Linked DNA regions of Homo sapiens: region 1 is linked to region 2. A link is a loop called in an ENCODE intact Hi-C map of the cell type or tissue named here. Cell type or tissue: thyroid gland. All regions are shown on one strand. Links, peaks and the distances in the headings refer to the core of each region. The heading gives the core; the rest is flanking DNA. Region 1 overlaps LOC105371356 (a long non-coding RNA gene). Region 2 has its middle 52 kb from the start of MAF.

Evidence for each region. Peaks named below come from ENCODE experiments on the same cell type or tissue, not always from the same donor. Only the 100,000 strongest peaks of a DNase experiment are listed, where the experiment ranks them.
Region 1: it touches region 2 in a loop (2.4-fold over the local background); 2 of 110 quality-filtered maps call a loop at or near these places.

What each region holds. Positions count from the first base shown.
Region 1 is chr16:79,711,751-79,720,168 of GRCh38, reverse strand. LOC105371356 (a long non-coding RNA gene) reads right to left here. Exons shown (of 5, transcript XR_001752268.2): 3 at 6,035-6,333; 4 at 5,282-5,354. Among named protein-coding and RNA genes, the nearest start is that of LINC01229, 55 kb to the left of the region's middle. RefSeq lists an enhancer at 6,406-6,535. In thyroid gland, for the core only: no CTCF peak of the experiment used is centred there; a DNase peak (open chromatin) is centred at 4,428; H3K27ac peaks cover 5,326 bases.
Region 2 is chr16:79,648,170-79,656,587 of GRCh38, reverse strand. No RefSeq gene overlaps it. Among named protein-coding and RNA genes, the nearest start is that of MAF, 52 kb to the right of the region's middle. In thyroid gland, for the core only: no CTCF peak of the experiment used is centred there; DNase peaks (open chromatin) are centred at 3,040, 5,057 and 7,240.

The DNA.
Region 1 (8,418 bases), core at 101-8,100, 64 kb before region 2:
TTGGCATTATCCAACTTGCCCATTTTTACCAATCTGATGAGTATAAACTTATAGCTCATTGGATTTGGTTTGCTTTACCCTGATTTTGAGCTTTGTATTATTATGTGAACCATTTGGATTTTTACCTCTGTGATTTACCTGTCATATTCTTTGCCTCTGTTTATTTTTGCTTGTTTGTTTCTTTTTTTATTTTTATTTTTGAGACACAGTCTCGCTCTGTTGCCCAGCCTGGAGTGCAGTGGCGCGATCTTGGCTCACTGCAACCTCTGCCTCCCGGGTTCAAGCAGTTCTCCTGCCTCAGCCTCTTGAGCAGCTGGGACTACAGGCACACACCATCGCACCCAGCTAATTTTTGTATTTTTAGTAGAGACGGGCTTTCACCATGTTGGCCAGGCTGATCTCAAACTCCTGACCTCAGGTGGTCCGCCCACCTCGGCCTCCCAAAATGCTGGGAGTACAGGCGTGAGCCACCATGCCCAGCCCTTTTTCTTTTTATTTCTTTTTTTTTTTTTTTTTTGATAGGGTTTTGCTCTGTTGCCCGGGCTGCAGTGTGTGGTGTTATGCTAGTTCAATGTAGCCTTGAACTTCTGGGCTCAAGCGATCCTCAAACCTCAGCCTCCTCAAGTAGCTTGGACTACAGGTGCACACCACTACACCCGGCTAACCTTTTTATTTTTATTTTTGTAGAGACTGGATCTCACCATGTAGCTCAGGCTGATATTGACCTCCTGGCCTTAAGTAATCCTCCCACCTTGGCCTCCCGAAGTACTAGGATTGCAGGTATGAACTGCCATACCCAGCCCTTTGCCCCTATTTCTGATGGATTTTTTGATCCTTTTCTTGTTAACTTACAGGTTACCCTCATATATCCTATACTGGCTGTTAGTCAGTTGTAAATGTTGCAGATATTGTGTTGCAATTTTTCAATTTTTAACTTCATCTTTACAATCTTTCATTAAAAAGAAATCCTCAACTTTTGTGTCATCAAACACTTTTTTTTTTTTTTTTTTTTGCTTTATATTTGGTAATTTTAGGTCTTTAGAAAGTTTCTCCCCACCTCTAAGTTGTAAAAATACTCTTCTAAATTTTCTTTTGTTAACCATATAAGCTTTCCTCTCATACTGGATATCCTATGCATCTGGAGTCCACGTTTGTGTACTATAGAAATATAGATGTTATTGGGCCGGGCGTGGTGGCTCACACCGATAATCCCAGCACTTTAGGAGGCCGAGGCGGGCAGATCACGAGGTCAGGAGATCGAGACCATCCTGGCTAACACGATGAAACCCCATCTCTACTAAAATACAAAAAATTAGCCAGGCATGGTGGCTGGCGCCTGTAGTCCCAGCTGCTCGGGAGGCTGAGGCAGGAGAATGGTGTGAACCCAGGAGGCGGAGCTTGCAGTGAACCGAGATTGTGGCACTGCACTCCAGCCTGGGCAACAGAGCGAGACTCCGTCTCAAAAAAAAAAAGAAATATAGATGTTTTTGTTCTCCATATGGTGAGCCAATTTCTCAATACCATCTACTAAATAATCTAACCATTCCCCATGATTTTTAAGCCATGTTAAACATATTTCAAGTCCTCATTTATAAAAAGGCCTGTCTCCTAGGCCTCTGTTCTGTTCACTGGTCTCTGTTCTCAAGCCAGAAGCAGACCAATTTTACGATGATGGTTTTGTAGAAGGTTAACATTTTGTAGGATAAGCCCCTCCTCCATATTCCTCTTCTTCACAGTTGGCCTAGCTCTCTGGGGGGACTTTACTCTTCTGTATCCATTTTAGCATTAATTTTTCTGTGTTCCACAACAAAAAATTTTAAAAAATACATCCAGCTGGAGTTTTTTTTTTTTTTGCAATTTCATTGCATCGCGTTTTCTTTTCATCCTTTAAATAAAACAAGACGTTTTTCTTCAGATGTTTTTCAGGTGTAAGCTGAGTCTTGGATATGTGCTCTCATTTCACATTGTAAGTCAAGGTGAAGGGTGTAACTCCAGTGAGGGACACTGGCACTTTTCTCCTGACCAGCACTGTCCCAGGGCACCCAGGAAGCCTTAGCTTTGGTACTGGGTTGGGATAGTTCTGTTAATGCCTGATCCCTTCTTGAGTAATGACTCTGCTCAGGAAACTGTGCCTCAGGGCTCAGATTTCCCTCCATTTAAGCTTGTGGCTTCTTGGCCTGGAGCTTGTTTCCTTCCCAAAATGTTTGTTAGTGCAGTGGCTTTTTATGGCACTTTATGGAAAAATTAAGGGGTGGGGTTGATGACCGTATTCTGCAAATCAGCCCGTCTTTAACCTTCGTTTACTGGAATTTGAGTCCTCTGCATACCTTGTTAGCAGAAAAAACTTCAAATATATTTTTTTCCATCCAAGCTCACAATTGGAATGTTCTTTACCTCTTAACTCAGGCCAGGACAAATGTGGCCCAGGTTCTGAAAAACAGCCTCTTATTTAAAAGGCTTGTACAGCAGCCTTCGCATAACATTTACGACTGCAGTTATCTACACATGGATCTAGAGGGGGCCTGGCCTGTGAAAATCAGAGGACAGAGGCCACTTCATCCTGCAAATTGCTCAGGCGGGCAGTGTTGGTGAACTCAGCCCTCACTCCCCGGAGCCCCTTTCTAGCTTTAAAATCATTCCTGGGGAACTATTGGATTAGAAAGGAGCCATTCAGAAGGTGGCAGTTTCTCTGCTTCTGGAAAAGGGGGTTAGGAGACTTAAGATACAACCCAGTCTCAGATAAAGGGTGGGAAGTCAGAGATATTGGCCGTGGTACTAGCAGAGGAACAAAGGCCAAAACAAGGTCTTCCAGACATGTCATGTTTTTCTTAGAACTAGGGCCTATATTACACACAAATTTGAGATTATCTCCGACATTTATCTAAAATTAACTGTGGTTTTCAAAAGAAAAACATTTAGGGGAGGATCAGATAAGAAGGAGGCCTATTTATAATACTTGCCACGGGGAGGGAAAGGGAAGAGAAAAAGCAAGAGCAAGAGCAAGAGCGAGAGCAAGAGAGAGAGAGAACGAGACAGAGATCCTTAAAATGATACTGAACATTCTTGCGACACCATAAGCCATAACTCTGACTCTCTTTCCCTGCCTTTTATGAATAACAGAAAAGAGAACTTTTATCCTGATCCGCTGTAGTTTCTTAGAGAAAATCCTGCTCCCAAGTAGAATGCTGGATTTCCATCTCATTCTAGTTATAGTCAGAATTGGGTTACAATCATTCTGAACCACTGAGTGTGGCACAAGTCAAAATGTTTGTTCCTAGAGATTGAGATATTAGTCAGTGATGTCTGGCTCTGAAATGGTTATTTATAGATTGGAACGACCTGGAGCAGCCAGCAGAGTGACAAATGAGGAAGAGGACAGAATCTAGCTGAAGAAGCTCTGGAAGATACCATTTGAAGTCTTGAGTGCTTGAACTCACAAAGAAAGCACATGAGTACACACTAGCACTTGAGCTCTTCATTTTAAACAGAATAAAGAATGTACTGCTATTATTGTCATTTTACAGATAGGGAAATTCAGACTCACCAGGGCTACTCAGATACAAAGAAAATGAGCCAGAATTTCAAGCAAGCCTGAGCTTAGAATCTACACTATTTTTTTTTTTTTTTTTGAGACATGGTCTTACTTTGTCACCCAGGCTGGAGTTCAGTGGTATTAGGTTGGCACAAAAGTAATTGTGGTCTCTGCCACTTAAAACTAGAGCCCGAAACTGCAATTACTTTTGCACCAACCTAATGCACTTACCAGAGCTCACTTACGCCTTGACCTCCTGGGCTCAAGTGATTCTCCCACCTCAGCCTCCCAAGTGGCTGGGAATGTGGGCATGCACCACCCTGCCCGGCTAGCTTTTCTTTCTTTTTTTTTTGTGGAGACAGGATTTTGCCATGTTGTCCCGGCTGGTCTTTAACTCCTGAGCTCAAACTATCCTTCTGCCCTGGCCTCCCAAAGTTCTGGGATTACAGGCATGAGCCACTGTGCCCGGCCCAGAACCTATGCTCCTAACTGCCACACCAATTGACCTCTATTCAGCCATTTTTATTTCTATAGCACTTGGTATAATTTCACTTTGCACACAGTATCTATAGATAATCATTCCAGGGCATGTAATCGTCATAAGATTATTTATGTTATTGCATGTGTATTACTGCATGTAATCTTCATGTGTTATTGCCTCTAACAAGTTATGTATTTCCATGTAGTCTTCATAACTGTGTATAGAAGACCATTTTAGAGATGGAAAACTGAGACTCAGAAGTGGTAATTGTCCTACTGGTCAGAGATTTAGCCAGGGTTTGGATTGTGGAATGCAGAGGACCACTTACTTTTCACTAGACCATAAATGCTCCTCACCACTGAGGCATGTCAAATGCCAGATATCTCCAGGAACCTTAGGCTACGTCTCCATTGTTTTTGCTTTTTCCCCCCTTAGACACAGCTTGGCAAAGAACAAATGATCCCAAACACCAAACAGCACACTTGGAAACATTTAACCCGCATACTTTCAGACTTTCTGGCATGGACCAACCTCTTGTCTTACCTTTGTTCCTGGCCAGAAAGAAATGGCATGAAAAGATGGACAGTTTTTATAACCTCTTTGAGCTCTAAACCATGTTTCCTGTGCACTTAGGAGATCTTAATAGAAACCAAGTACTTCTTTTAGGCATCTATACTCTTAATGCCGTAAGTCAAGTCAAGTACCCAGGTGGTTAAGATAACTGTACCAACAGAAACATTTTTAAAAAATATCCTAACACAACATGAAGTGACCATCGCGAATTCAAAGAAGCAGGCATATTTCTTAAAGGTTGAAAAGAGGTGAGTCTTTCACAAGATTCTAGCTCAAGGCCATATTTGCACAAGTATAGTCATTCCTCTAGCAAGGTTTTGTTTATCTGGCCATTAAAAAAAATTAAAACAACTTTTACTTTCGGCTGTTTGAACAAGAACTGTTTTTCCAGCTGTGCAGTCTAAGGAGGATACAAGAGGCCTGGTTTGGTTATATTTTTTCCAGAATAAGAAAGTTTCCTACACAATTCTGCTTGGGCTAAACTGCATACAGAGCAGTTTATTTATACTGTTTTATCGCACACCTGTTTGGATATGGGCTATTTTCTGGTATTTAAACATACCGTTTCTTGCCAATTGCTTTATCTTCAGAGTCCTATGGTTTGGCTGCAAATGTTTGTTATTAACTCAGAAAGAAACACCAATTGCTCTATGAACATTATTAGTGAGGACTAAGATAACTTAATTGTTACTTACTTCAAACATGTTATCACTGAAGAACTTTATCCCAGAAATCCATTCAAAATAAGGTAGAGGCCATTTCACTATACTTAAAGGGAAAAAAGGAGTTAACAAAGCCTTTTTGGAATACAATCTTTAATGAAACACTGTTTTTCTAAAAAAAGCCACCTGCTTATTTTGAGCTAGTATGTTGCAATGGAAGGAAAACATTGCCATTCTAGTCAGTAATGAGCTATTTTACCCACTAAGGAAGTTCTGGGATACACAGATGGCAGCCTGAGAATTTGGGCAAAAGCCCTGACTCCACTCACATGACTTTCTCTGAATCACTTAAACTCTAGGTACTTCTCTTATTATATCAGTAAAATGTGGGTCATAATAGCTATCCAGTAATTAGATCGTTTAAATCAACCCATCAATATTAAATAGCTATGATGTGATAAAGTTTGGTCTTGGCCTTGGGGTATAGAGATGAATGAGACAAAGTCTTTATATCTAGAAATTCACATTTCATAATGCTGCACATAGTAGGCCTCTCTTCTGTGTTAGGGGAATCTGAATATTTATGTGTAGATTCATTAGTAGCTAACTATAAAGTTAAAACGGAACCTATAGAGTTGCAATCTAACTGTTTATGTGAAGGGGTTAGTTTTATCTTGCAGCTAAAAAAGCAGACTAAAATACTAACTTAACAAACTCTATTAGTAGTCTATAACTGTGTAACAAACCATCCCCAAAGTATAGTGGTTTAAAAAAATAGGCACTTACTGCTCACAGTTTCTGTAAGTCAGAGCCCTCGGGTGGTTCAGTTGGGTGCTTCTGCCTTAAGGTCTTTCCATAGGCTGCAATTTGTTTGCTGGCCAGGGCTGCGGTCTCATCTGAAGGGTTAACTAAACGGAGATCTTCCAAGCACAGTCAAATAGCTGTTGGCATTGTTCAGTCCTTTGTGGAGGCTGCTGTACTGAGCACCTTAGTTCCTGGCTGGCTGTTGACTGGAAGGCACTCCCTCAGTTTCTTGACATGTGTGCCTCTCCATAGGGCAGTACATAAAGAGGTAGCTAGTTTCCCTGAGTAAGAGGGAGTGAGCAAAAAAGAAACCACATTCTCTGTGTAACCTAATTTTAGAAGTGACATTTCATCACTTTTTCGATCATCTGTTTAGCAGAAGAGAGCCAGTAGATCCAGCCCACACTCATGGGGAGTGGATTACACAAAGACAGGACTATCACAAGGCAGTGATATCTGGGGCCATCTTAGCGGCTGCCTACCATACAAATGGAAGCTACAATAGGTAAAGACCCATCAGCAGCCTCAACCCTATCTCAGTATAATGGGGTTGGTTCCATAGAGTCTCCACTTTCTGACACAGCGGGGCAGCCCCCTCCACATCTCCATGAGAAGCTTCTGTTTCACTTGCAGGGCAAATCTTCTGGGATATAACCACAGTGACCTCCCCTGAAACCATTTCATGGGGGTTTCTTCAAAGAAGAGCCATCTCTACACCTAGCAGCTCCCATCGTATCCTGAGATGATGGCATTGGGATAACACAGGCCCAGGCCTGTGGTCCTTGGGGTCTTCTTCTTTTCCTCTCCCTTCAGCATGGATCTCTTTTATCTTTTGAAGCCTCAGTTGTAAAATAGAAAGGCTGGACAACTTTTACCTCATGGAGTTGTGAGGATTAAATAACACAAGCAGTTAACAGAAGTGCATATTGAGTATTTCAGGTTGCAGGTCCACTATACTCTAAAACTCGCCCCTGCTTTCTGGATTTTAGAATGTTACCAAAAACACAAATAATCACTGCTCGATAACATGATTATGAGACAAATAATCATAAGGCAGAAATATGAGCAGGGATTATATGGGCCAATCAGAATGGATTTTGGCTGTAACCTCAGATCAGGGGTCTGAAAGTCCACTATGGTGCCAGAGAATAAACTTTTAGTTGCTTGATTTTGGAGTAATGGGGAATGGGCAAAAGGGAATGTTCCAAAGAGGGTCCGTGTGGTCAGGGCTTGGCACTGGGGGCTCAGAGCAGTAATAAATCATCAACAATTACAAAAGTATTGTCTTCAATGTTTTAACTGGTAAGCATACAGTGAGGGACACAGTTTTACTGATTGCCATCAGCTCTGAGAATGGGCATCGTAGAAATACAGGGGGAAATGACCTGACTTGTTTGGAGGATTTGAGAAAGCCTTCTCTGACAGAGACTTTAGCATAAAACAGGAAGATAAGTAGAGGTTATAAAGGTGAAAAGAAGGGGGAAAAGCATTTTATAACATGGGAACTTCCTGTGCAAAGACCCTGAGACTAGAGAAGGCATGACATATTCCGAGATCCGTGGACAATATGGGTACACTAGAGTAGGGAGGACAAGAGACAGACTGCGGCGACTCTAAGTCACAGGAAGGATTTGGACTTTGATTTTACAGGCTCCAAAGAAAACAAGCCACTGAAGGGATGTAAGCAAAGGCATGATAGTATCAGCTTTTCATTCCAAGGGATCATTCCAGCCAAAGATCCCAGCACATAATCATTGTAAGAATTATTATAATTTTTCCCTCTTTCCCATTGCCATTGCAAACACAAAGACACAGTTAGTTAAAGAACACATGGGCTCTGCTGCCTGCCCTCTTGGGGAACACAAAGTCCCTGCACCTTTGGATTCAACCCACCAAAGTCTGGGTCCAAGTCTCCAGAATTAGTCAGGTAGCACAAATAATAGAAATCCTATCCCCAATCCCTGCTGCCCTCGTTTGAGTAATATTTTAAAGGTTCTAGCACAAATCCTAATGTTATTTAGAGAATTAAAAACTTGATTGGGCCGGGCATGGTGGCTCATGCCTGTAATCCCAGCACTTTGGGAGGCCAAGGCAGGCGAATCACGAGGTCAGGAGATCGAGACCATCCTGGCCAACATGGTGAAACCCCATCTCTACTAAAAATACAAAAATTAGCTGGGCATGTTGGCACACAGCTGTTGTTCCAGCTACTTGGGAGGCTGAGGCAGGAGAATCACTTGAACCCGGGGAGAGGCAGAGGTTGCAGTGAGCCAGGATCGCACCACTGCACTCAGGCCTGGCAACAGAGTGAGACTCTGTCAAAAAAAGAAAAAAAAAAAAACTTGATTGTGTGTAATAAATCTTGA
Region 2 (8,418 bases), core at 187-8,186:
CACTTTATGGCTATTGACGCCTCCTCCAGTGCGACTGGCCATCACCACCCAGGGCTTTCAGGCAGCAGGGATAACAATCAAACAGAGGGGGTCTGTCTGGAATCAGACTGACCTTCATTCAGGACAGGGCCTGGGGCTCACCATCACCAGAGCCTTGCCTGTAGAGGTCCTGGGAGTTTGAGTCTGGGTAAAGTTCATATTGTGAGACACGTCTTTCAGTAGTGGTGACTGTTCCGTTGGTCCCTGGTGGTCTCACTTTTTTCCTAAAATTAGAAGCAGGAATAATAGCCCATAGTGTTCCTTTAAATAACTCCGTATATCTTGGTGAAATGCACCTGTCACTGCAGTTGAGGCCAACCAGAGTCCCAGTGTGCATGCACTGTGACCGTTAATCTGGGTGTATACAGCTGGAGCTTGCTCATTGATGACTCTCATTCAACAGACCTCACCTTTTATAATGCCTTTATCCCATCAAGCCCCCATCTAGATCCTATTTTAATGCAACAACCAGTTTCTCCTACCCTGAGACTTTGGCTCCTGTATTCATTCCCGATTGCTGCTATAACTATTAACCTCAAATTTAGCAGCTTGAAACAACACAAATTCATGCTCTTACAATTCTGGAGGCTAGAATATGAATGTGGGTTTTACTGAGCCGAACTCAAGATGTTGGCAGGGCTGTGTTCCTTCTGGAGGCTCTAGAAGAGAAGCCATTATCTCACCTTCTTCAGCTTCTAGAAGCTGCCTGTTAGCCCTTGGCCTCGTCCTCCATCTTCAGAGCCAGCCATAGTGGGTAAGTCCTTTTCAAATTACATCACATGACTCTTTCTTCTTGTGCCCTCCCTTATATTTTTAAGATCCCATGTGATTACATGGGGCCCACCCAGATAATCCAGGAGAACCTCTCTATTTTAAAGTTAGCTCAGCAACCTTCATTTCATCTGCAACCTTCATTCCCCTTGGCCACTTAATCTCCCAAAGGATGTGGACATCTTTGGGAACCATTATTCTGAGTGCCACAGTTTCTCTTCTGAGAACGGTTCTTATCTCATCCCCTCAATTTGGCAGTTGCACAAATGACTTCTCAGGTAACAATTTTTCTAAGATAATGTTGGATCTTGGGACTTTCCTGCTCTCTCTCTCGTGCGCGCACGCTCTCTCTCTCTCTCTCTCACACACACACACACACACACACACACATCATCATCATCATCATCATCCGTTTCAGCTTCCCATGAGTGGACCAGAACTAGCATGTAAGCTCCATGAGGACAGCTTTGAACTATATTCTGAGTGCTTAGAACAGCACCTGGTATACAGCAAGTGCTCAATAAATATTTATCAATCAATCAATTGGAAGAATACATTTCAACCTGGAAATGGTGTGACAATATCATACGTGGGCCCCAGAGTCAGAAACGGAGTTGATTTCTTGCCTAGTTACTTAGCAGTTCTGTGTCTCTAAGTGCGTCACAGTGTTCCCATCTCTCAGGTCAGGATAAAGTCACCTGTCTAATGTGGCCGCTGTGAGGTGAGAGCATGCTTAGTGGGAGCCCCGGGGTGTGATAGCATTGTCCTTGCCCTAGTGGTTACCACTGTGGATAGGAAAAGAGACATGTAGGCAAACAAGACCCTCAAATGTTAGAGGTGCTTTGAGAAAAATGTGTTGAAAGACAAAGAAGGAAATGGCGAGTTCAAGGAGACTTCACAGACATGTGGAGACTGGAGCCTAGTTCTAAACAATGAGTAGGTGTCAGAAAGCTGGGAGAAAGCAAGAGGCATTCCAGGAAAGAGAAGGGCATGAACAAAGGCTCAGAAGCATGGAGCCACCTAACCCATTCAAGGATCAGTGGGCAGTTTTATAGGATTAGAACGAAGGGGACAATAGTTTGGGGGGTGGGGGTGACGTGACAGGTGATAAGGCTGCAGTGGTGTGGCAGGAGGGCTTGTGACTGAGCAGGTCCTATGTGCCCTGCTAAGGAGCTCCAATAGCTTAAGATGGTGGTTGACAAGCTGGGTATGCCTCAAATTAGTAGCACCAACACATGCATGGTTTTTGATTCTGTGCTCTCTCTCTCATTCACACAAACTGACATGTGCATGAGACACATACAGTGGTTTTGCAATAAATCCATACACCTGGGACATGCACATCTATCGGATGCACATACAACCTGCCTACTAGGATGACAGATGCATTTGGGGTCCACATCTTGTATACATACGCATTCACGGTCTGAGCACACACAGGAGGCATCAAGAAGCACACACATATAGGACATATATCTATGTGCCCAAAACAAATACATCTCTAACCATGTGGGCAAACATGCACACACACAGAGGGCACACACTCAAGCATGCATGTTCAATGTACACACTGACCATGCACATACGGGCACACACACCATCACAAAACACACACCAAGGGCACTAAAGGCACAGGCACATGAAGAAAGGACACCATTACTCTCCATGTGTACACACAGGATACCAATCATGCACACCTTCCCACATGCTTATTAAACATACCCACACTTACACACACACACACTGAACGTACACTCACACCATTCACATGCACAAACACACACACACATGCAGAGGGCACACACAGTGGACCATACCAAAATGCACGTGCACAAGCACACACACACACATCTTGACCATGCACACACAGACTCCTCATTTCTTTCTGGAATGTGTCTGGGTTCCAGGCAGGCCCTTGTTTGGCCTGAGGGAGGCTGTGATTATTCTCCCAGCCACAGCAGGCAGGGCAGCTCAGAGACCTGTTCTGGATTACACAGTTCATATCTACGTCCCTCCCCGTGAGTAAGGGTGGTGCAGAAAAGGAGTGCCTTAGCCGCTCCTTGCACCCGGCTTCTATCTCTCCCTACAACCCAGCCCCACTGGAGTCTTTGCAGCCTGTGACAATGGGATGTTATCCAAAACCATTGCTGCGTCTTTTGCAAGAGTTCCCCATGTGAGACTCACTGCCTATCCTTATCCCTCCCTTCCAAACTCAGCTGGCGGGAGGCCAAGCCATCTCTGGGGTAGGGGGGCAGAGCTAAGCACTTGGCAGCTCCTAGCACTGTGAGGCCCTCATCAGCCACTCTCCCAGGGGCCCTGTTTGGGTGCTGAGCCCAGCCAGCTCTGCAGCTCTGCAGGAAGGAGTCCCCTGCAACATCTGCTTGGCCTATCTGGGGCTATTCAAGCACAGCTTCCTCTTCTGCCTGTGCTTATCTAGGAATTGGGTTCCAATGAGCCAGAACCTGGTGCTTTCACCTGAAGTTTTTTTTTTTTTCTTCCTTTTTTTTTTTTTATTATATCACCTGAAGTTTTGACAAGTTATTGTTTCCTGGCAGCAGCCAAGATGGAGCTGTGACCTCCATCTGGGTTAATGAGTGGAAGACTCACCATGCGCCTACCATGTTGTCCCAGTTCATTGTCCTGCTCCAAGGCGCTAATAAACAAGGTTACGCCTCATATTGGTTGCACAGTCTCCTCCTTGGAGACCATTTCATACCCTCAGTCAGAGCAAGCCTCAACAGATGCAGACCAAGCCCCTACTCCTTGCTAGAGAAGGAGAAAAATGGCAACGTCAGTGCAGCGAGCTGTCAGAGGGATGTTAATAAAGTAACTCAGATGTTCTCCATGGCCCCCACTCCTGGGAGATTTGGTTAAAATTAGTCCAAAACCTAATTCCACAGACTTGCAAGAATCCCGAGCTGTCCCCAGAATTGCTGTGAATTCCTCCATCTATTCCTCACATGTCTCTTAGCTTTGGAGCTCTGAATGCACCTGCATGTGGCTTCAAATTCCACCCCCATCAAGCTGAACAAAAACCCATTACTTAAAAGAATTTCAAAAATAAACCGACTTGTCTGAAACACTTTGAGTTCAGTGACTTTACTGAAAGGTTTGTGATCACAGGAAGGGGTACATCACAGGGGCCTGGGGCTGGTCTTCCTGTGTCCCACCAGCTTCAGTCCTGCACTCACCTCCCATCTTCTTCTTCCTTCCCTCTCTAGAGTAACTCCTAGTTCTGTCCCCCTCTCCATGGACTTTCTCACATTCAGGTCCAGGAAGATTGGCTCCCATCACCCATTCCCAAAGAGACGTTTTTAAATATTCTCCTCTCCCAAAAGTGGGTGTCTGCCCTTAAGAAATTCTCATAACAGCTGCCAAGAAAATAAAATATTCTCTAAAACATCACATTATAAAACTGCGTGTTCACCAGAGAAGTTCCTCAGACAAAGATGAATAAACATAGAAAAGGGAACTCTGGAAATGAGAGTACTTTCAATATTAAGAAGATGCCTAGCCGGGCACGGTGGCTCACATGTGTAATCCCAGCACTTTGGGAGGCTGAGGCAGGAGGATCACTTGAGGTCAGGAGTTCGAGACCAGCTTGGCCAACATGGTGAAACTCAGTCCCTACTAAAAATACAAAAATAAGCTGGACATGGTGGTTGGCGCCCGTAATTCTAGCTACTTAGGAGGCTGAGGCAGGAGAATCACTTGAACCTGGGAGGCAGAGGTTGCAGTGAGCCGAGATTGTGCCATTGCACTCCAGCCTGAGCAACAGAGTAAGACTCTATCTCAAAAAAAAAAAAAAAAAAAAAAAAAAGACCAAGATACCTGAGATAGCTGGCTGCTAAATGCAGAATTAAATGAAGAGAGAACTCAGGAATTGGGTGTCAAGACGGACTCTTTTTTGCCCAAGCATTGGTGAGACAGATGAAGCAAGAGTCAGAAGCTCACACCCCAGATGGGCCCCCAAGAAATTTCTCTCCAGCCAGGGTCTGACATCTTTGTTCCATGTTGACAACAAAGGTCTGAGCTCCAAAATCCACCCCCGCCCCCGAGTAATTGTGGTTTCTCCAGGCCAAGAGGGGTGAAGACCGGGCAGGCACAGGTTACAGGGCTCCTCTGAAGAGTTGACTAGCGGCCATTCATAGGCAGGAGAGCTCCTTCTCAACAAAGTCTGTTTGTTTCCCCCAAGAGCCTGGAGAGTCCGTGCCAAGAGAGAATGACTCATTGGCTCCCAGGCCTTGCCTCACTCTGGGAGACACTGAGCCAGGCCCTTCTCCCCAAAGAGCAGCAGGGCAGCCTCCATCTGGCTCCAGGCCGATGTGGGTGCTACACAGTGAGCTTAAAAACTCAACATGGAGAAGGGTCCAAGTGCGAGTCTTCCAGCCTCACCCCTCATGCAGGATTCCTGTGTCCATGCGTGATGACTTTCTTCAAGGGTTCAAACATGATCAGTTTAAAAGTGAATGTGATTCCCCTCCATAACCCTGCCCATCTGGAAATCTTGAGTCATGGCCAAATTAGAATGCAAAAATGTAGAAACTAATGTTGGGTGCAAAACAGCCTTTGCAATATTTTAGAAGCTTCCAGAAAAGCTTTATCCACAAGAGAAATTTTTCTTCAGAGCAGTAAAAATCAGTTATTGACACAGGTTAACGTAACTCATCAATGAAAAACTGGATACAAATCCAACTAGTTATCCTAACAGCTTCAAACTCATAGTCTATTATATTAAGATTATACTTGCTACTGACCTCACAGGATGGTTGTAAAGAGTAAATAAGAAAATGATGACTACAGAGACAGGCCGAAGCAATGCTCTCAGTAACTTACAAATATTATCTGACTCCATCCTCATCATCTCCGTCACAGGTCTCCAGAAAGTGCAGGAATCTTTAAGCCACTTTGAGGAATCTGAACCTGGAGAACTCAAGTGGTTCAAGTTCACATAACTAATAAAAATCATATTAATGACTGGCACCGTTATCACGTCTGTTATCCCAGCACTTTGGGAGCCTGAGGCAGGCGGATCACTTGAGGTCCGGAATTCAACACCAGCCTGGCTAACATGGTGAAACCCTGTCTCTGCTAAAAATACAAAAATTAACCGGGTGCAGTGGCAGGTGCTTGTAATCCTAGCTACTCGGGAGGCTGAGACAGGAGAATCGCTTGAACCTGGGAGGTGGAGGTTGCGGTGCACCAAGGTCACGCCACTGAACTCCAGCCTGGGTGACAGAACAAGACTCAGTCTCAAAAAAAGAAAAAAATTAACGCAGCAAATAAGTAGGAAGATAAGATAGCAAAAGGTGAGCCCCACTCAGCGACTTAGAGATGCAAAAATGTTTTAGTGGCCAGTGCTTTAGAAGCACATGTATTAACTGGCAATGAGTATGCTAATTATAAAGCTAGCTTATCAGTTCAGTAAAAACTGTTTCCACAGGTCCCTCGTCATATCAGCCCCCAGACAAGGTATTTCCTAAACAGAAAAGTATAAATCTGCAGGTAATCTTGATTAGTTTTTCTTATGCTTCCTCCCAGGAAGAGAGATGTCACCTAGTCATTAAAAAAATAAATTTATTCAGCGCCTCCTTTGGGCCATGCACTCTGTTGGAACTGGGAATAAAATCAGTGATGGAAAGAGACAGAACTTACAATTCAGGACAGGGTGTATCAACCTCAGCACTGGTGACATTCTAGGTTGGATCATTCTTTGTTGGAGGACCCTGTTCTGAGCATTGAAGGGGTGTTTATCAGCATCCCTGGTCTCTAGCTACTAGATGCCAGTAGTGTACCCCAAGAGGTGACAACCAAAAATGTGTCCAGAAATTTGTCAAATGCCCCTAGGGGGCAAAATCACCCCAATTGAGAACCACTGCTGGAGAGGAGGAGAGTCACTAATCAAACACGGACAGTTGTCTGCACAGGGAACTTGGAGGACCAGCCCCAAACCCAGTTTTTTTCATAGAAGTGATCTCTAAATGGAAATACCAGCCCTAGCAGAACTAGGCAGAAGAAGTAGTTTGGAAGGTGGGAGAGATGCGTCTTGGAATCATATCAGAGGCAGAGGAAACAATGAGACCCAAGGCAAGGGGGGAAGTGTGATTCTGATTTGGGGTCTGTGTTGTTTAACATATGTATCCATGCTGTAGATAAAGACCAAAGGCAGCATTATTCAATGAGCATTTGGTGCAACACAGAGAGAAATGTATTTCAGGAGGTTCATACAAGCTAGAACCATGGGCCAAAGTTATAATGCACTAACAAGATCAAATGCAAACTTCTACACTATGTGCTCCCCCAAATCCAGCCATTAAAGAAAGGAACCCTTGGCTGAAAGTCAGAGGACTTTTAAAAGGCTTTCAGTGGAAATCAGTGGATCTCATACTCATTCATGCATGAGAAACCTCTGGAGGGCTTCTTAAAGCACAGATGGCTGGATACCAACCCCAGTGTTTGTGATTCCGGAGGTCTTGGGAGGAGCCAGAGAATTTACATTTCTAACAACTTCTCAGGTGATGTTGATGCTGCTAGTTTGGGCATCAACTTTTGAAAACCACTGGTATCAGCTTTAGTTTTCAAAGATGTTAATGGCAACAAGGTCACATAAATAGAGATAGGGTGTCTAGTCCAAGAAGGTGAGAACCTCAATACCAAGAGACCACACTGGTATGCCAGGAAGAATGCTAAGCATCACGTTTTAAGGGATCTTTGGTAAACCAAAAGATGTCCAGAGAAGAGTAAGAAAATGTGGGGCATTTGGCCTAGAAAAAAAGAAGTTATGAGAAGAATGTGGGAGCTGCCTTTAAATAGCTGAGGGACTGTACCGTGAAAAATGGATTTGATTCCATTTTTATTCTCCAAGTTTGACCATAGTAACTCAAGATAGGGACAGCCAGCGAGGGTAGGAGCGACAGGAATAAAGGTTTGAGCTCAACATGCAGTGGAATCTTGTAACAATTGCAGCTTTTATGCAGCACTATTCAATAGAAAAATAACATGAGGCATACATAACAATTGTGTAGCAGCCATATTACAAAACGTAAAAAGAAACAGGTGAAATTAATTTTAATAATATCTGTTATTTAACCTAATCCTTCCAAAATGTTGTCTCTTTGACATGTGATCGGTATTAAAATTATTAATGAGAGAGTTTACATTCATTTTCTTTTTGTAGTCAGTTCTAACCTAATGTGTGCTTTACATCTTTAGCACACCTGCATCCAGACCAGCCACCACTGTTCCTGCACTCCGTGGGCAGTGGCCACAGGTGGCTTGGAGCTCCAGTATTAGACAGCGAAGCGTTAGTGAATCAGCCAGCATGAAACAAACGATTCCTCATTCTAATCAGTTGCTCTGTTCTGTTACTGACTTTGGGATTTAATGACATTGGTATTCCCTTTATATATTCCTATTTTAAAATGAATTCTCTATAGGTTTTATGTATATTTTGAGAATTTTATAACACGTTTTAAGGTATCTAGAGAAAACCTGGGACACCCTAAATAGAGATGGTATCCGAATTCTTTGCTGTAAGTGACAGGAGGCTCTATCCAACTTGGCTTAAGAACATAACAAAATAATTCATTGGTTCTCAATTTGAAAAGT